2 separate regions of the Homo sapiens genome follow, and region 2 is linked to region 1. Evidence: chromatin loops called from intact Hi-C (ENCODE). Cell type or tissue: sigmoid colon. All regions are shown on one strand. Each heading gives the region's core, and the rest is flanking DNA. Links, peaks and the distances in the headings are about the cores only.

What was found. A loop is a pair of places that touch in the nucleus more often than their neighbours do. Peaks named below come from ENCODE experiments on the same cell type or tissue, not always from the same donor. Only the 100,000 strongest peaks of a DNase experiment are listed, where the experiment ranks them.
Region 2: it touches region 1 in a loop (9-fold over the local background); 2 of 110 quality-filtered maps call a loop at or near these places.

What each region holds. Positions count from the first base shown.
Region 1 is chrX:154,724,168-154,733,819 of GRCh38, reverse strand. The region is part of intron 1 of GAB3 (GRB2 associated binding protein 3); the gene reads left to right. Among named protein-coding and RNA genes, the nearest start is that of GAB3, 22 kb to the left of the region's middle. RefSeq lists a silencer at 2,772-3,066. In sigmoid colon, for the core only: no CTCF peak of the experiment used is centred there; DNase peaks (open chromatin) are centred at 3,099 and 5,679; H3K27ac peaks cover 4,666 bases.
Region 2 is chrX:154,794,441-154,803,131 of GRCh38, reverse strand. The region is part of intron 1 of MPP1 (MAGUK p55 scaffold protein 1); the gene reads left to right. Among named protein-coding and RNA genes, the nearest start is that of MPP1, 6.7 kb to the left of the region's middle. In sigmoid colon, for the core only: no CTCF peak of the experiment used is centred there; no DNase peak of the experiment used is centred there; H3K27ac peaks cover 2,225 bases.

The sequences.
Region 1 (9,652 bases), core at 1,018-9,017:
GGTAAAGAGCTTACGGTACAAAAAAGAAAATTGTAGATCAATCTCACTTAACGCAGATATGAGAGACAAATTCTAGATATATGTTGTATTTAAATGTAAAGAAAACGAAATAATATAATTTCTAGAAGGGACAATGTTATTGAATCTCAATCTGATCGTGGGGTTGGGAAAACCTTTCTAAACATGATAGCAGAGGAAAAACCATAAAGGAGGAGAGAAGGATTTTTGCTACATGAAAATAAAACATATCTCTTTGCTCATTTATTTATTCAGTCGGTTCTCCAACAAATAATCTAGTGAGTGTCTCCTATATGCTGAACACTATTTTAGGTACTTCAAAAACAATACCAACTTATAAGGCAAATGACAAAATGCGAAAGTTTTTCACATCATACGAGGCAAGCAAAGAGTTCATATTCTTCACTTTTATGAGTAATCCTGATCAATGATTAGAAAAAGATCAGCATCACAATTGGAAAATGGGCAACATACATGAACAGCAGTTCACAGACAGTTCACAGCAGTTCACAAAGGGACGTGACACATAAAAAATAGCATACATTGAATTGCAAATGAGACTGGTTGGTGTTGTTGTATCTGAGTGTGCATATTGACATATTCTGGACCAGTGCTCACTGATTCATTCAGCAAACATTTTCTGAACCCTAACTTGCACATGTATTCTTGGGAGGAAAGAAAGGGCATTTGGGTCAACAGTGAAGAGGCCAAGAGTTTGTCTGGAACTGTAAGCAATAAAGAGTTCTTCCTTCTAGCAGATGTGCTTTGAGCCAAGCAAGTAATGAAACCAAGTTGAAATTGAGAGTGTTCTTTTCCTCTCCAAGTACCTGGGGATAAGTCAGCAGGCAGATGCCCTCTGGGGTCTTAACTTCTCCCACGCTGAGACAGGAGCTTAAGTAAACACTGGTGCCCTGTGGTCTCTGATGGAGCAGCTTCTATTGACTCAAGGTTATGTGCTGGCCGGGGGCTCGGAGGTGGTTTTGGCAACTTCCTCCAGCCAGAGGAGTACTTAGAACTGATGAACCACCCTGAAAAAATTCATTTGGGGCTGTAGCTGACTGCTGGGTTTCCCACTGACCCTGGGGTGCTGGGACCCTTTCTAGAACGGCTCACTCCTTCCCCTGTCATCTCTTTTCTTCCCTCTCACCCTTAGACTCACACACAACACTTAGGTGTTTCAAGCATTTCTACTTTTTAGGAATTCATATATGGTTAGAAAGCCTTCCCAGCTGCCAGTATTACGTAAGTGTCCACCTCTATTTTTTCAGTACTGTCAGTTTCTTTATTTCAATGTAAATGTTTAATCCAGGAAGAATTTATTTTTATTATATGTGGAATGAGATAGAGATTCATTAATTAATTCAACAAGATTTACTGAGTCCCTGTTAGGCACCAGGCACTGTTGGGACATTTGAGAAAGACTTTCTTCAGTATTAAACGTCAGATTATATTATGTCCGATAACACCAGATACAAGGTTTTCTGAATGCTTTCCAAATTCATGTATTTTAGGAAAAAAAATAGGAGGACCTCTTGCTAGACTATGAGCTCATTTTTACAAAATGATGTTGTATTTTTCTCCTCTCCTAGACCTTTTAACCTGAATACACACTCTTCCACAATCCCAGTCATTCAGCTCATGCTTTTCTTCATGTGGAATGAGGTTCCTCTTTGACTCCTCACCCACTGCTCACTCTTCTGATGTGCTAAGCTCTTTGACCTACATAGCTCTAGTCAGCGGATGACAGCTTCTCGACATCACACATAGTCTGTGATTAGGAACCAGACCGAAGCAGACGATCTGATTTCATGGCCACCTCTGCTACATATTCGCTCTTGCCCGACCGCAACTTGCTCAACCTCTGTGTGCCTCAGTTTCTGCATATGTATAGAATGCCCTAAAAAGAGTATTCACTCACATGGGGTCTGTGTGAGCGTCAAATGATTTAATTTAATTTAAAGCATTTAGAATAATTCCTGGGATATACGTGTTAGCTATTAATATTGCTATTGCATATTTTGAGGGATCTGTGTTACTTCATGTTTGTCTGTGACTCTGGTACTGATATCTTCTCATTGTTAATGGACTCCTTTAGAGACAATCCCAGGAGCCACCACACCTGTGCACTCAGCTTGGGCAATGGGGAATGTCCCTAGCGGACACCCATGGGTGTGAGGGTAACATTTTTCATTACTTTTCTTGTGGGAAAAGATGCATAACATAATATTGACCATTTTAATCACGCGTAAGGGGACAGTTCAGTGGCATTAACTACTGTACCTTCATAATGTTGTGTAACCATCACCACTAATTATACCTAACACTTTGGAGTTATTCTTAATGTTTTGCAAGTACCTCTGCTTAGAAGAGCCTCCCCTCAACCACATTGGTCTCACACAACTGGTGAGTTCAGCTGCGCCGTCACTTCCTCTATATTGCACCTTCCTTGATTCTCCATCCAGACTTGATTACCTCCACTGCACCTCAGACACTTAATGTATCACAGAACTTACCAGAGTTTAAAATAACTTTATTCCTGAGTTGGTTTTGGCCCATGGTTTCAACCCGTAATTTTGCATCCTGATCCTGACCTAACATATTAGTGACCCTCCCAGGTTTGTAAACACTTGCAGATTTGATTAGCTGGTCTTAATGACCTCAAAGATTCTGCCACACAAGAAATAATGAGAAACTGGCCAGGATATTCAGTGGCACTTTGGTTGACAATACATGAGGAAGGTCAAGTCCATGTCATGTATGTACTTGAACACAGACCTCTTGGTGTACTTATCTTTGCTGAACATTTCTCCTCAGGATTCTCCCTTCCAAGGCCCACCATACTGTAGAGATACAGGACTTTTCTGCTTCTGTTGACAAGCTATAGAAGCAGATCCTGTGGGCCAGGCCATCTTCAGGACAATCACAGGAAGTTATTCCACGCCTTGGACAAGTCCCAACTCTATCTGGCAGGGAGCAGAAGGTTACAGGCCATCAGGCTGAAAGGTCACCGGCAATCCCAGGGCTAGTGGCATTGAGCCAGGATAGAGAGGAGAAGTGTGTAACCTGCTCCTGGAAACTCCCAACCTTTGTGGCCCCCCTTGGCAAGGAAGTAGAAGGTGGAGGGAAAGGGCCCTCTTGAGTAAAGCTCAGCAGAAAATAGAAAATTAACCAGATTTCTGTTTCTTTAATGATGCTTACCTTTTGCAACACATAAACAACCCCCAGCCTCGTGAGTGCGTTCAAGGTGTAGCTACTGGGCAGAGAACGGGAGATCAGCTTAGAGGAGCAGGTCTTGGGAGGTTACCAAAAATCTCTAAGTTGTTACCAAATGCTTTATTTCATTTCATGTTCTGGGACCACATCCAAAATTCCTAGGGGCCTTGCAAGTGGCAGTCAGTAATTGAGTTGTTAGGTTTTCTAAACAGTAACTAGAATCTACTAAGTATATGTCAATAGCAACACAAGAACAAGAAAAACACGGTAGGGGAAAGTTGTCCATAGTCAGAGGAACAGGGGTGAGGAAGGGTGTCAAAGGAAATGAAAAGTCAGTAAATCAGACAAGAGCAATTCTTATTCCTCTTTCCTTCTTTTCCTCTGTGTCTTCTGGACTCCAAAGAATGTTTGCACATGAAGGGACAGAAATATCCAACTTTGCAATACAGAGCTAAATCAGAGGAAATAACTTTGACAGTTCCATGTGATAGAACAGTGCCCAAAGTGCTCTAGCACATGACTGTTTCCCTGCAGATACCCCCACAGCAAACTGCAGAGCGTGGCAGGAGCAACCAGCTTGAAAACTTGCCTGGTAAAGTTCTAAGCTATCTTGAAGGGTCATCAACCAACTTGAACGGGCACATACCCTCTCCTTACTGTGGCTCTGTTTTCTCTCTTCTTTAATTTCAAATAATTTGAAACAATGTTGTTGAACACTGAATGGGGGAGCCATGGGTTCAGATTCACTGTTACTCAGTGAGAAAGCCACTTCATCTGTCTGAGTACCAGTTTCTTTTTCTGGAAAGTTAGGGTAGTAGCTGCCCTGACCACTGCACGAGATTAGGAATGTCAATTGATAAAAACTTGTAGGAGAAAGAAATGTCATCAGTGAAAGCTCATTTGCCCTTGTTCCATGAGGCCCTGATAGCATGTTACACAATAGTATTATCTGCTAATTGCAAACCAGAACCCTGTGATTCAGTCTGAATCCTTTCCTCTCCCTGGTGGCCCACATGCATTTGGTGACCCAGTCCTGTTAATTCTCCTTGCAACTTGTCTGCTACTGCCACATCTCTAGCTTCATCTTCCGTCACTCCAAACCTCTGGCAGTTACGAACTCATCCAGGTGGCACTCATTAACAGCATTTGGCCCAGTTCTTGGTTCATTGCACCGAGCATCATAGGAGCAGGGCCTGGGTCATATTCTTCGCTGTTTCCCTTGCAACCAACCGGGCTTGGTTCACAGTAGGCATTGGATAAATGTCTTTTCACAAGAGCATTGAGTCCATTTACATTTAAAGTAATCATGGGTGCCTTTGGATTAAAGTCAAGCATCTTATTGTGCTTTTTATTTGCCCTATCTTTTCTAGGTTTCTTTTTCTGCACTTTTAAAATTTCCTTTGGATTGAGTGTCTTTTTGTAAACTTACTATTTTGAAATCACTAGATTCACAGGAAGTTGTAAAGAAATGTCCAGGAAACCAGTGCACCTTTTCCCCCCAGTTCCCTCAGTGTCGCCATCTAGCATAATTCTAGTTCGGTCTCACAACAGCAAATGACATTGATACCCTCTAAGAGCAGCTGTAGATGTCACCCCTTACACGTGCATGTGTGTGCATGTGTAGCTCTGTGTGATTTCATCACCTGTGTAGAGTCATGTACCCACCACTGAAACCAATACTGAACTGTTCCATCACAAAGATCCCCTGTGTTGCCCCTTTATAGCCATACTTTAGTCAGTCATGCTGTCCACAACAACACATTGAGTACGTATTGTATGCCAAGACTGTTAAAGATGTTGGAGGTACTTTAGGGACCAAGATGGGCAACGTCCTTGCCTTCACAGAGCATACAGTTTAGGTCAGCACAGGCTAAGATCCCAGGGAAAGTTGGAGCCAGTTGCTGTTTACTGGGTGTGGCTTGGTTTCCAGGATTTCTGTGTTCTATCTGTAACTCCAACTGCTCCCCAAGCTAGTTCCATCTCCAACGTCTCATCAATTTACATTCAACTTGAAAGCCTTTCACAGTTGGTTCAGGTAGGATCTTAGCAACATTTTTTTTTCTCCTTGTTGTCTTTTAATCTGAGGCATCTCCTATACCTGGTCAATAAGGCCACTGAAAAAGCAGCGCAGAAGGAGACCAACACCTGTAAGCAATCAGAACAATCAGAATCTGAGCACCAAAATCCTGGCGCTCTAGGCGCTCTTGGCCAGGACAGTATGAAGCACGTCCATGGGTCAGGAGGGGAAGAGGCCCACACAATTCCTTTTGGCAGATTCAGTCAAAAAGTGTCATTGCTGAAATGACAGCAGTATTGAAGGATCAAAACGTAGAGCTCCAAATGCAGATAGGTATAGGTTCTCCTCCCTCAGCCTGAGTTGGAAAGCCTGGCTCTGAAGGCAGGTTGCTGACCCCTCCTGTGCACATGTGAAGGAAATGATTTCACAGCTTTGGGATTTCACCACCGCAGAGGGGGCAGAGGGCCAATTCTGCTGAAACAAAGGGACAATAATCACTCTCACCAGAAAAGTAGTTTAAATCAGAGGTGTCTCTTTACAGCCTCAGAGATTTTCAGGATGTTTCTCAGTTCATTTCTGTGTCTTTTGACAATGGATACAATCCAGGCGGGCCACTTCAATTTTATTGGAGTGAATTCTGGAGCCAAAGAAGTGAAACTTGCTATAACCCAGCCAGGTTTATTTTACTGTGCAAGTAGAATTGAGTGCAGGAGGAACGTGTCCAAACTTCTAAGCCTTGTTCGTTGTTCAGTTTAATCCTGAACAACATGCTGCAATATCTGGATAGAGTATTTGCTGGTTTTGAGTTAAAACTCTGGTATGATGCCTTGCCTGACAGCCTAAGTTCCAGCTTGGAGACTGTGTCTATCTGGTTCACTGTTACATCTCCAGCTCCTAGCACATAAATATGTGATGAGTACATTCTGGTGATTAGGTTTGCTATAAACTACAATACTAGTCTTGTTCCTCAAGAGTAGTGTTTTAAACCTAGGTCTATGATATCATGAAATCACATGTACAATTCATTCATTCAACAAGTATTTACTGAGCAACTATCCTGTGCCAGGCACTACTAGGCCCAGAGGATAAAACAGTGATCAAGACAGACAAAGTCTCTACTGTCCGGGAGCTCACATTCTAGTGCTGGAGGCAGAGAATGACTGTGGCTGGCCACTTCAATATGGATGATCAGAGAGGGTCTCTCTGAGAGATGACAATTAAGTTCAGGTGTCAATAACAGGAAGCAGAGATCTGCATGGCAGCCATGCAAGGATCTGTGTGACAGAGTATTCCATGGAGAAGGAACAAGTAAGGCAAAGCCCCCAAGATGGAGAGGAGATTCTACATGTTCAGGAACAGCAAAAAGACCAGTGTGGAAGAGCAAGAGAGTGGCTGAGATGTGAAGTGGGAGAGACAGGCAGAGCCAGTTCATGTGGGACGTTCTAGGCTATGTGAAAGAGTTTGGGTTTTGTTATTAATTTATTGGGAAGCCTTTGGAGGGTGCTAACCAAGGGAACAACATGATCTGATTTATGATTTTAAAATGTTATTGACTTCTTTGTTAAGAATGAATTTATGGGGGGAGTTGAGAGTGGATGTGGGAAGACAAGAGGCTATTTCAATTACTCAGGTGAAAGACAATGGTGACTTGGACTAGGGTGGTTGTGGGGCAGGGGTGGTGCATGGAGAGAAGTGGATTGATTTGGAATGTTTTGAAAGTAGAGTCAACAGAACTCACTAGTGGTTTGGATATGGAGAGTGGAAGCAAAGATCACTCCAAAGTTTTTGTATTTACAGAATGGAAGGATGGCGATACCATTGGGAGGTACTGAGAGGCTGGGAGAGGAGAGGGTTAAGTGGCCATGAAATAAAAGCTGCATTTTGGCCCTGTTAAGTTTGACAGACCTCTTAGATATGTAAGTGGAGATGTCAGTTAGATGGTTGGCTATATGGGTCTGAAGTTCATGGGAAAGATCCAGATTGGAAACATAATTTTGTAAACCATCATCAAATAGATGGTAGTTAAGGGAAATGAGACTGGATGAAGCCTCTTTTATTTTCATCTGTGGCCGCTTACTTTTATGCATCGTGATCTGCACCTCTGCACCAAGTCAGGCCTGGTGAATTAGGATCTCTGGAGGTGAGGTCCAGGAATGTGCATTTTTAACAGCTCTCTGGGTGATTCTGGTTATTCCTCTCTTCCCAGGCTTTTCTATCTGTGCTTCAGGTTTGATGATCACTTCTTCAGAGTCTGAGATGTTATTATGCCCATCTAGTGTATTTTTTTTGTTTCAGATATTGTATTTTTTACCTACACATGTTCCATTTTTTTCTTGTCTGTAACTTCCATTTCTCTCATTATGTTCGTATTTTCCTTTAAATCTCAAATGTTATAATAGCTGTTTCAAAGTTGTCTGCTTATTCTATCATCTCTGTTATTTCTAGGTTTCTTTCTATTGACTGATTTTTCCTTTGGTTATGAGTCATATTTTTATGCTTCTTTGCATATTTAGTAATTTCTTGGGTGTTTTCATTGTAAATATTATATTGTTGAGTGTCTGCTTTTGTCTTTCCTTAGAGTGTTGAATTTTTGTTTTGGCCAGCAATTCATTACCTTGCTGATGAACTTGATCATTCCAAGCCTTCTTTTTAAGCTTTCTTAGGGCAAGTCTAGAGCAGCCTGTACTCTAGGGCTAGTTTGGCCTTACTCCTGCTTCTAAGATGTGGCCTCTCTTTGAGTCTCTACTGAATGTTCCAGGTCTCTCCATTATGGCTGATCAGCACTCAAACATCTCCCAGCCCTGTGTGAGCTCTGGCAGTTGTTTAGATTGGGGGTCTTCAGTAGTTGTTTTAGGATGCACCTCATAGGGTTTCACTCTACACACATGAATGTTAGTATTCAGCCAAAGTCTCATGGGGAAACACCTATGTAGATTTGTAGAGCTCTTTCTCTACATAACTGTGTTCTCTGTGGTCCTTTGTCCTGCAAATTCTAGCCACCTCAACCACCCAGAATTCCGATCTCTGCTTTCTCAACTCTGTGAGATAGCCATGGTTGAGAAAGTGCTTACAGGATGAAAGCCAGGGTGATCAGGGACTCACCTCTTTTGCTTTCCTTTTTATAGAGGCCATAGCTCTGCACTGACTGCCATCTAATGTCTATTTCATGTATTTATTTGGTCTAGTTTTCTAATTGGTTTTATGGGTAGGAGGCAAGTTCAGTGTCCAGTACACTAATGTGGCTGGAAGTGGAAGTCCTTCCAGGTGATTCAGATGCATAATAAAGGTTGCAGAGTGTATTAGTTTCCCAGGGCTGCTGTAACAAAGTACCACAGACTGGGTGGCTTAGACAAGAGAGGTCATTATAGTCTCACAGTTCTGGAGGCTGGACATCTGAAATTGAGCTGTCAGCAGATTTGGTTCCTTCTCAAGGCTGTGAGGGAAGGATGTGTTCCAGGCTTCTCTCCTTGACTTGTAGATGGCCATCTTCTCTCTGTGTCTTTTCACGATGTCTTCCTTCTATGCATCTCTGTGTTCCAATTTCCCCTTTTTATGAAGACACCAGTCATATTTGATTATGACCCCACTTTAACTTGCTAAAGACTATTTCCATATAAGTTTATATTCGGGGATACTGGGGGCTTAGGAGTTTAACATATGAATTTGGGGGGGCGGTGACACCTGCCATTGCATAGGACCCACTTCAGCCTTGCAGGTACTCGCACCTTTGTTCACTCCATTAAGAAACAAACTTGGAGATGTTTGTTAACTATGTAATCAGCAAGTTGGATTGTTTTAAGATGAGAACAATGTGTAGCTTTTACTCTCAGAAGAATGGGATTAAACTGTTCTCTAACAATTTTTTAAAAACTAACAAGCCTGTGACCTAAACACACCTTCCTGGAGGAGACTAGAAATTAGCACAAACACCTTTCCACAAGGTTACAGGATATTGCAGGGTTTTGTTGTTAGAGATGATACTGGTCGGTGGTAATGAGTCAGCTTGGTTGCTGTGGCAGGAAAGGCTGATGGGAAGTGGATCTTTCGATGGTCAGAGCTGGAAAAGCCCTCAGAGCTCATCATTGTATAGTATGGAGACATGGGCTCCAGAAGGGGAGAAGCAGTTTCCCCAAGGCAAGTGATGCCATGAGCCCTGGGGGCCAACAGTCACATTGTCATTTTATTTTTATTTATTTATTTATTTATTTATTTATTTATTTATTTATTTAAGATGAAGTCTCACTCTGTTGCCCAGGCTGGAGTGCAGTGGCCCAATCTCGGCTAACTGCAACCTCCACATACTGGGTTCAAGCAATTCTGCCTCAGCCTCCTGAGTAGTTGGGATTACAGGTGCGTGCCATCACACCTGGCTAATTTTTGTATTTTTAGTAGAGACGGGGTTTC
Region 2 (8,691 bases), core at 692-8,691, 70 kb before region 1:
GAAGCTCTCTGTGCCTTAGGTTTCTCTCCTTTATGAAACTGGCAAGTTTGGAAGGTTGTGGCAACATTTACATGAGATAATGCTTGACAAGGACCTTGAGCCACACTGGGACATCCAGGGTAATGACCCAGTATCTCCCTAGGAGCTGCCTGCCCAGTAGTAGCAGTCAGAAAGTTTTCCTATAATGGCAAGATTTGAAGCAGGAAAACCTGTGAGGAAGTTGTTGGCTTCAATAGAAATTATAAAATTATTTTGCTGAAAGTTTCATTTAAAGGTGTCACTTTATGGAAAAAGGCTACCGATTCAAAACAAAGTTTCACTTCCAATTATAATCCACATTTAATACTGAAAGAATATTGTCTAAAGGTAATTTTGCAATAGGTTTGAATGTAGCCTATCTCCCCTATTTAAGTATATCTCCTTCCTTGGATAAACTAATTTTTTTTTTCTTTTCAATGTGGTCTAGGCAGGTTAATGGAGAAACTAATTTTATTAGCTCTCTCTGGCCTTGTTCTTCACAGCAGTATCCATTAATGCACATAAAAGTAGTTGTAAAATTCCCAATACTGCTTTTCTCTTCGGGCCTGTTTGAAGCAACACTTTCCCCAGGACCTGAAGCAATTGGTTGAGAATCCCTGAAAATTCTCTTGGGCCTATCCCACATCAAAAAAAAATCACCTAACAGATAAGTCAGGCTCCAGGCAAATTTCCACCAAGAAAACCTGTTTCTTGGTTCTTAGGCCATCACATGCAGCATTACTCCCCGCTGGTGGTCACTGAGTGTGACGCAGTGTTGTTTGTTGCCTACTCCAGGTCTGCTGCTGGAACTAAGAGGCAAATAAGGAAGGACGCAGACATGGAAACAAATACAGTAGTGTGGTGGTGATGTGATAGAAGCAGCTGTGGAGCGCTGTGGAGCAAGGAGGGGCACCCAGCACAGTGGGCTCTTGCATTTCGCAGTACCTAGGCTGTAACTGGCAGGTGGTACCTGGGCAGAGGGAACAGCCTGTGCACGGACACCAAGGTGCATGCCGAGTGCGGCACCTTCTGCGATGGCAGGAGGTTGAGTCTACGGTGTGCATGATCACTGACTCTGCTTCTGACTAGTTATAATTTCACCTGAGAAAGAACTTTCGCTGCAGACTTGGATCTTGCTGTTTCCTTTGCAAAGGAAATGGTTCCGTTCAAGGCTTTTCTTTTCACAGAACTGATACTAGAAAGTAAAGTGTAATTTTCAAATTATTTAGTCCTCTGCCCAATTTCCCCAGTATGTGGTGTGGTCTCAGCCAGTCTGCCTTTCCTGTCCTTCACTTCCAGGAACTTCATGACTTTTTTCTGTTTTTTGTTTTTTTTTTTTTTTTTTTTTTTTTTTTGAGACAGAGTTTTGCTCTGTCACCCAGGCTGGAGTGTAGGGGTGTGGTCTTGGCTCACTGCAACCTCTGCCTCCTAGGTTCAAGCGATTCTCCTGCCTCAGTCTCCCAGCTAGCTGGGATTACAGGCGCCTGCCAACACGCCTGGCTAATTTTTGTATTTTTGATAGAGACAGGTTTTCGCCATGTTGGCCGGGCTGGTCTCGAACTCCTGATCTCAGGTGATCCGCCTGCCTCGGCCTCCCAAAGTGCTGGGATTACAGGTATGATCCAGCGCCCTGGGCCTTTCATGACTTTTTTTTCAAAACTGGAAGGGCTTAGGATACCTTGCAGATAAGAATCTGCTTTTATTGTGGCTAAGCAGATTTGAGTTTCATCATGAACGTTCTATTCTTTTCTAACTCATTTGTTCTCCCTACACAAGACACTGAAGTATAATAGAATACCAGGAACAGATATTTCAGGTTAAGATCAATTCCCTTAAATTGGAGTTTGCCAACCTGGGCACTGTTAACACTTTGGGTCTGATAATTCTGTTGTAAAAAGTAATACCTCGCCGCTAAGTTGTGACAATCAATAATGTCCTGAGACAGTGTCAAGAGGGGAGACAAAATTAGTTGATGCAGAGATTTTTCTCCTAAGCAGTGAGTTGTCTCTAACCTTTCAGTGTTGCTAAAAAAGAACTCTGGGTGTGGAGTGTAGAAAGGCAAGACTAAATAGCCATATTTCCAAAATTGGCTGGGGTAGGGGAAGTGACGCCAGAGGAGGGGAAGAGGAACTTTCGTAACATAGTCTTGCTTTTCTTTTTTTCTTTCATATGAAGAAATATACATGAACAAAACACATAATAGGTTTTCCCTCAAAAGTTATCTTCCTTGCGAGGCCTTTTCTGCTTTATTTTCCTCCTTAGCACCTGCCATCATCTCTGAATATTCTGCACAGTGCAGAGGCAGCCTTTATGTGAGGGACACAGCACCTGCATTCTCTCCATGTACCTGCACAAACTCCAAAGTCCATGCTTATAGTTTAACTTCTGGAGTCTGAGGCTTACTCATCCTTTAAGCTCAGACAGGTTTCTGAACCATTTCATGTCTTCAAATATTGACCACAGAATGGGGATGAGCATTTGATTTAACGAGTGTTGTTATTTGCACACAGCTCCGGCACTGGTTTAATGGCAGTGTGGGGACTCAGTGCCAGGTATCTGCAGCCCTGTGTTTCTGCTGTGTGGAACGGTGCTACTTGAGTTTCCTGTTGTTTTTTTTCCCCAGTGGAAGCAAAAGCCTTTGCATGTGTACTGAGAGCATGGGGTAGAAAAAGCTCGTTGGGAAGGGATCTCTAGAGACTTGGCCTTTAGGTTGATGTATGTGTTCCCAGATGGATTTAGTACCTGAGAAGCAAAGCACCTGGTTAATGTATGATTTTAAGACAGTACCTGCCAGAATATCCTGGCTCTTAGGCCTTCCTCTCTCCCTAGTTCCTGTCATTTGTGGTTAAACAGTGCTAATCTCTTTCTAATACTTCAGAATACCCTTGGCTTTCTCAGTTTCTCTTGTTTTTTCCCAAAGTGGAATAGGATACTGCCCATGCAAAGAGAGGGAATTTGCGAGCACCTGGGGCCAGGGCTTGCTGGGCAGCTGTCTGGCATCATCTCGCCTTCTTGGACTTGGCTTTCTAAGTCTCCACGTGGGAGCAGTTGGCAAAGAGCCTAACAGTAGGCTGAGCAAATATTTGTTCTTTCCTATGTTCACTGTCACTTAATCTAATTGTTTGGATTAGAAAGCCAACTTCAGTTGCCCCTGCTCTATTCACCCCCGCCACCGCCCGCCCCCCGCCAAGTTTGTTTTTCATCTCTTTTTAAATTCCAGCTTCCTTTGAGCAACTGCCTCTGCCCTTTGAACCCTGCTGCAGATGTTTCCTCTGAAGGGGCTTTCAGAGCGGCAGGCATTGCCACTCCAGCACTTTGTCTGATTAAAGGCCAGAGGCTGCAGAACAAAGGCCAGACATGGAGTCCTGGGTGAGTGTTTATTCCCTGGCTCCTCCTGAATCCCAGCAGTCATCCTTAACAGAGCCACTTCCGCCCTGCCTTGTCACTGGTCAGGGGCAGGCCTGCCATAGCTCTGTGGCCTCCTATATCCACTACAGATGATGGTGGCTGCTTTGAGAGGATGATGTGGAGGTTGTGAACTGAACTCTGAGAAATAGAATCTAGTACCTTTGACCTTTATTATTTGTTCAGCATTACTCATGTCACTGACAGTATATGTCTGCATATCTTTTCTCCTATGATGTGTCAGTAATGAGGAGACATGGGGACTAGTTGAAGGAGTTCTGTAAGATGAGGTCACAGAGAGCTGACCCTCCCTTTCTGAGAGTCTCATGAAGACAGGGTGGCTCAGGGACAAGTTCACGGTGGAGAAAATTGTGCTTTGCTTTTGGAAAACTTACTGTTGCAAGTGTGTACTTTAGTTACCACGTTGGAAGTTTCCGTTTTTCTTAGTCATCATTTGCAACTTCTGGGTAAGCGTGATAGTGACTCTTAGTCATCGTAAAGAGGAACGTCTTGTTGGATAAGCACATCTGAAAGACCAACCTTTGGGATGGCAACTCTTGAACTTTTCCAGCTGGAATGGTTCTGCCTCTAGTAAGCTTTGCTGAGTCTTTAATTTAAAGGCTGACATGTAAAAAGCAATCACTGTAATAAAGCTGGATAAGAAGAATATGACATAGCTAGGCATGGTGGCTCACACCTGTAATCCCAGCACTTTGGGAGGCCGAGGCGGGCGGATCACCTGAGGTTGGGAGTTCAAGACCAGCCTGGCCAATGCGGAGAAACCCCATCTCTACAAAAAATACAAAATTAGCCGGGCGTGGTGGTGCATGCCTGTAATCTCAGCTACTCGGGAGGCTGAGGCAGGAGAATCGCTTGAATCCAGGAGGCGGAAGTTGTGGTGAGCCGAGATCGTGCCATTGCACTCCAGCCTGGGCAATAAGAGTGAAAGTCTGTCTCAAAAAAATAAAATAAATAAAATAAAATAAAATTCCTCTAGCCACCACCACAATGAAGATAGAGAACTGTTCCATCCCCACAAAGGCCTCTCTCCTGCTGTCGCTTTATAGTCACACTTGTCTTCCTCCCTACCCCATCCCCGCAACTCCTTGCAGTCACTACTCTGTTCAATGTCTCTATGATTTTGTCATTTTAGGAATGTTATATAAGTGGAATCATATAGTATGTGATGTTTTGAAATAGATTAGCTTTCTTTCAGTCAGGATAATGCCTTTGAGCTGGATCCCAAGTTGTTTTAGTATCAATAGTGTTTTTTGTTTTAATTGCTGAGAAGTGTTCCATGGTATGGATGTACCACGCTTTAACTGTTCACCTGTATTTTGGTTCTTTATAGATTTTGGCTGTTATAAATAAAGCTGTTATGAGCATTCATGTACAGGCTTTTGAGTGAACATAAATTTCCATTTCTCTAGGTGAATATCCAGGAGTGTCATCCCTGGGTTTTATGGTAGTTGTGTGTTTGGTTTTTTAATAAAGTGTTCAACTATTTTCTATGGAAGCCATATCACTTACATTCCCACCAGCAATGTATGAGATGCCCAATTTTCCCTCAGCTTCACCAGTTATGAGTATTGTCACTATTTTTTTATTTCAGCTATTCTGATAGATGTGTAGTGATATATCATTGTTGTTTTAATTTGCATTTCTCCCTGATGGCTAATGATGTTGAATATCTTTTTATATCCTCATTTGCCATCTTTATATATCCTCTTTGGTGAAATATCTGTTCATGTTTTTTGCCCATTTTCTAATTAGATTGTTCGTTTTTACTGTTGAGTATTGAGCACTCTCTTTTTATATTCTATATACCAGTCTTTTATTGGATATGTGGTTTGTAAATGTTTCTCCCGGTCTGTAGCTTGTATTTTCACAATCTTCATGTGGGCTTTCACAGAACAAGAGTTTTTCATTTTGATGAGGTCCAATTTACCAATTTTTCCTTTAATGGATTCTGCTTTTGATGTCATGTATAGGAACTTTTTGCCTAGCTCTAGATCCTGACAAGTTTCTTCTATTTTTTTCAAATATATTTTCTAGTTTTGCACTTTACATGTAAGTCCATATCCATTTTAGAAGGTAAGGTTCAGGTCAGCATTTCCCTTTTTGGTGATGAGTTTCCAATTGCTGCAGCACCATTGAGTTGCTTTTGCATCTTTGTTAAAAATCAACTGGGCATATCTCTGTGGGTCTGTTTCTGGGTTCCCTATCCTGTTCCCTTGATCTGCATGTCTATACCACATAGTCTTTACTGAGACTATACTACAGTAAGTTTTGAAACTGTGCAGACTGAGTCTTCCTACTCTCTTGTTTTTCAAAATTATTTTAGCTTTTCATGGGTCTGTACCTTTCCATCATGTATACGTGCTTTTAGTGTAACCTACATGGACCAAGTGAGTGAAAGCACTCGTGTATGAGAAAAATAACACCCCAGATATAGGGTGATCGGTAGCCAACACTGGCTTCTGGCTGAGGCATCAGTAAGGAATGTGAGAGCTGGGGCCACCTGGAGAGCGATGCCAGATCTTCTGATACTTTAAAAAGAAGTTGGAGTCCCCTGATTTTTACTAAACAAAACAGAGACATGTGGTCGAAATAAAACAGTTTGCAACTTCTGCTTTGGAGATTTTTTCTTTTCTTTTTCCAGAGATAGAGTCTCGCTCTGTTGCCCAGGCTAGAGTACAGTGGTGCTATCATAGCTCACTGCAGCCTTGACCTCCTGGGCTCAAATGATCCTCCTGCCTCAGCCTCACGAGTAGCTAGGACTACAGGCACATGCCACCACACCTGGCTTGGAACTTTATGTAATGCATTCACTCCTTCATTTATTGTCCAACCAATGCAGATCCTACTTCTTGACTCCCCACTTTGTAACAGAACAAGATTACAGGCCTCTTCCTTTCGATTTTTCTCCCCTTTTTACCTGCCAACTTCCTATCATGGACATGTGTACCTTAATATTGTCATGGTGCTGATATTTACAGTCTGTTATTTGTTTCATGATTTGTTTCTAAGTGAGTTCTAAAAAGTAAAAATCAATAAGTGGTTTTTAGATTATTATAACTGGTTGCCAATCCAACATCCCACTTCTCACTTACATATCCCTGATCTTGTTTGGGATGGCAAGATGCTCAACTAAACTAATCTTCCCAGCCTCTTTGGCTGGTGCCTCCTGTATGCACATTCTAGGCTCTAGCTGTCTCAACTCTCCTTGGTCATTCCTCCATCTGCTTTCTGTCTTCTGGAAAGCTATTGAAATCTTGGCCGGGCATGGTGGCTCATGCCTGTAATCCCAGCAGATTTGGGAGGCCGAGGCAGGTGGATCACTTGCGGTCAGGAGTTCCAGACCAGTCTGGCCAACATGGTAAAACCCCGTCTCTACTAAAAATACAAAAATTAGCCAGGTGTGGTGGCGCTTGCCTGTAATCCCAGCTACTCGGGAGGCTGAGGCAGGAGAATCGCTTGAACCCAGGAGGCGGAGGTTGCAGTGAGCCGAGATCACGCCACTGCACTCTAGACTGGGTGACAGAGTGAGACTCTTTCTCAAAAAAAGAAAAAAGAAAAGAAAAGAAAAGGAAAAAAAACAAAGAGAAAGAAATCCTTCAACCCTGATGACTTTTTGTGGGTTTCTATTTCCCTCCTCCCGTTTACTCTTACTTAAACAGGGTCAAGGTTGAGGCAGGACAAGATCCACACAAGTACTTGAACCTGAGTCCCAATCACTTTGGAAAATTCTTTTACTAATTTATTTTATTAAAGTAACACAAGCACATAATACATAATTTAAAAGGTATAACTTGATACACAGTGAAAACAATTTCCTTCTCACCCCATCTTATAGCCACCCAGTTCCTCTCCCTAGAAGCAACCACTGTTTCTTATGTCTCCTTCCAGACATAGTTTATGTATTTTCATTTATTTTATTTTTTGAGACAGGGTCTCACTCTGTCACCCAGGCTAGAGTGCAGTGGTGTAATCACAACTCACTGCAGCCTTGACCTCCCGGGCTCAAGCAATCCTTCTGCCTCAGCTTCCCGAGTAGCTAGGATTACAGGTGCACGCCACCATGCCCGGCTAATTTTTTTATTTTTTGTAGAGACGAGGTTTTACTATGTTGCCTAGGCTGGTCTCGAACCCCTGACCTCAGGTGATCCTCCCACCTCAGCCTCCCAAAGTGCTGGGATTACAGGTGTGAGCCACTGAACCTGGCCAGTTTATGGATTTTTAAGCAAATATGAATATAATCATTCTTTCACTGTTTATGATGAAGCTAGTATACCCTTCATCACATTATTATTATTTTTTGCTTAACAATAAATCTTCAAGATCACCCTCAGAACCTCCTTTTCCTACCTACATGGTGTATCCCGGGTATCATAAGTCAATTTTTTAAATATAAGCCTATCTTAGACAATTTTGTTATAACAGCAATGCCATATGACTTGGTGTCATGTGAGTTTTTTGAAGTTCTAGTTGCTAGAGAAGGCAGTTTCTCTTTCTCAGTACTTCCCTCATTTGAGGTCACCTGATAGCGAATACTACTTCAAACCTCACCATGTTTTTTGTTTGTTTGTTTGTTTGTTTGTTTTTCTGAGACAGGGTCTTCCTCTGTTGCCCAGGTTGGAGTGTAGTGGTGTGATCATGGCTCACTGCTGCCTCCAACTCCTGAGCTCAAGCAATCCCCCTGCCTCAGCCTCCTGAGTAGCTGGGACCACAGGCTTGCACCACCACACTCAGCTAATTTTAAAATTTCTTACAGAGGCAGGAGTTTCACCATGTTGCCCAGGCTGGTCTCAAACTCCTGGGCTTAAGCGATCTCCCCACCTTGGCCTCCCAAAGTGCTGGGATTACAGGTGTTAGCCACTGCACCTGGCCCAAACCTCACCATCTTATCAAAGTTTCTACTTAGAAATCAGAGTCCCTTAGAAATGATGTAAGCCTCTACTCCAGACTTCCTTCTCTCTCATCTTCTAGTCCTTTTCTAGGCCTTGGGCAGGCCAGTGGACACTGCTCAGGCATACCATCTATTCCCATCTAGGGACCCTTCTCCTTCCCCACACAGTGAATGGCACACTCCTCACAGTTCTGCCTATTGGGAAGATCTTCCCTCCCTACTGTCTTTGAGGGTCACCTCTGGGTGTGACTGGAATGCAGCTATCCCCTATTTTCAGCAGACCCTTCCATAAGCCCACTTCAGGCCTATTCCTCCTCCTCGTCCTCCTCCTCCTCCTCCAGGTGGCTATATCATTTTTG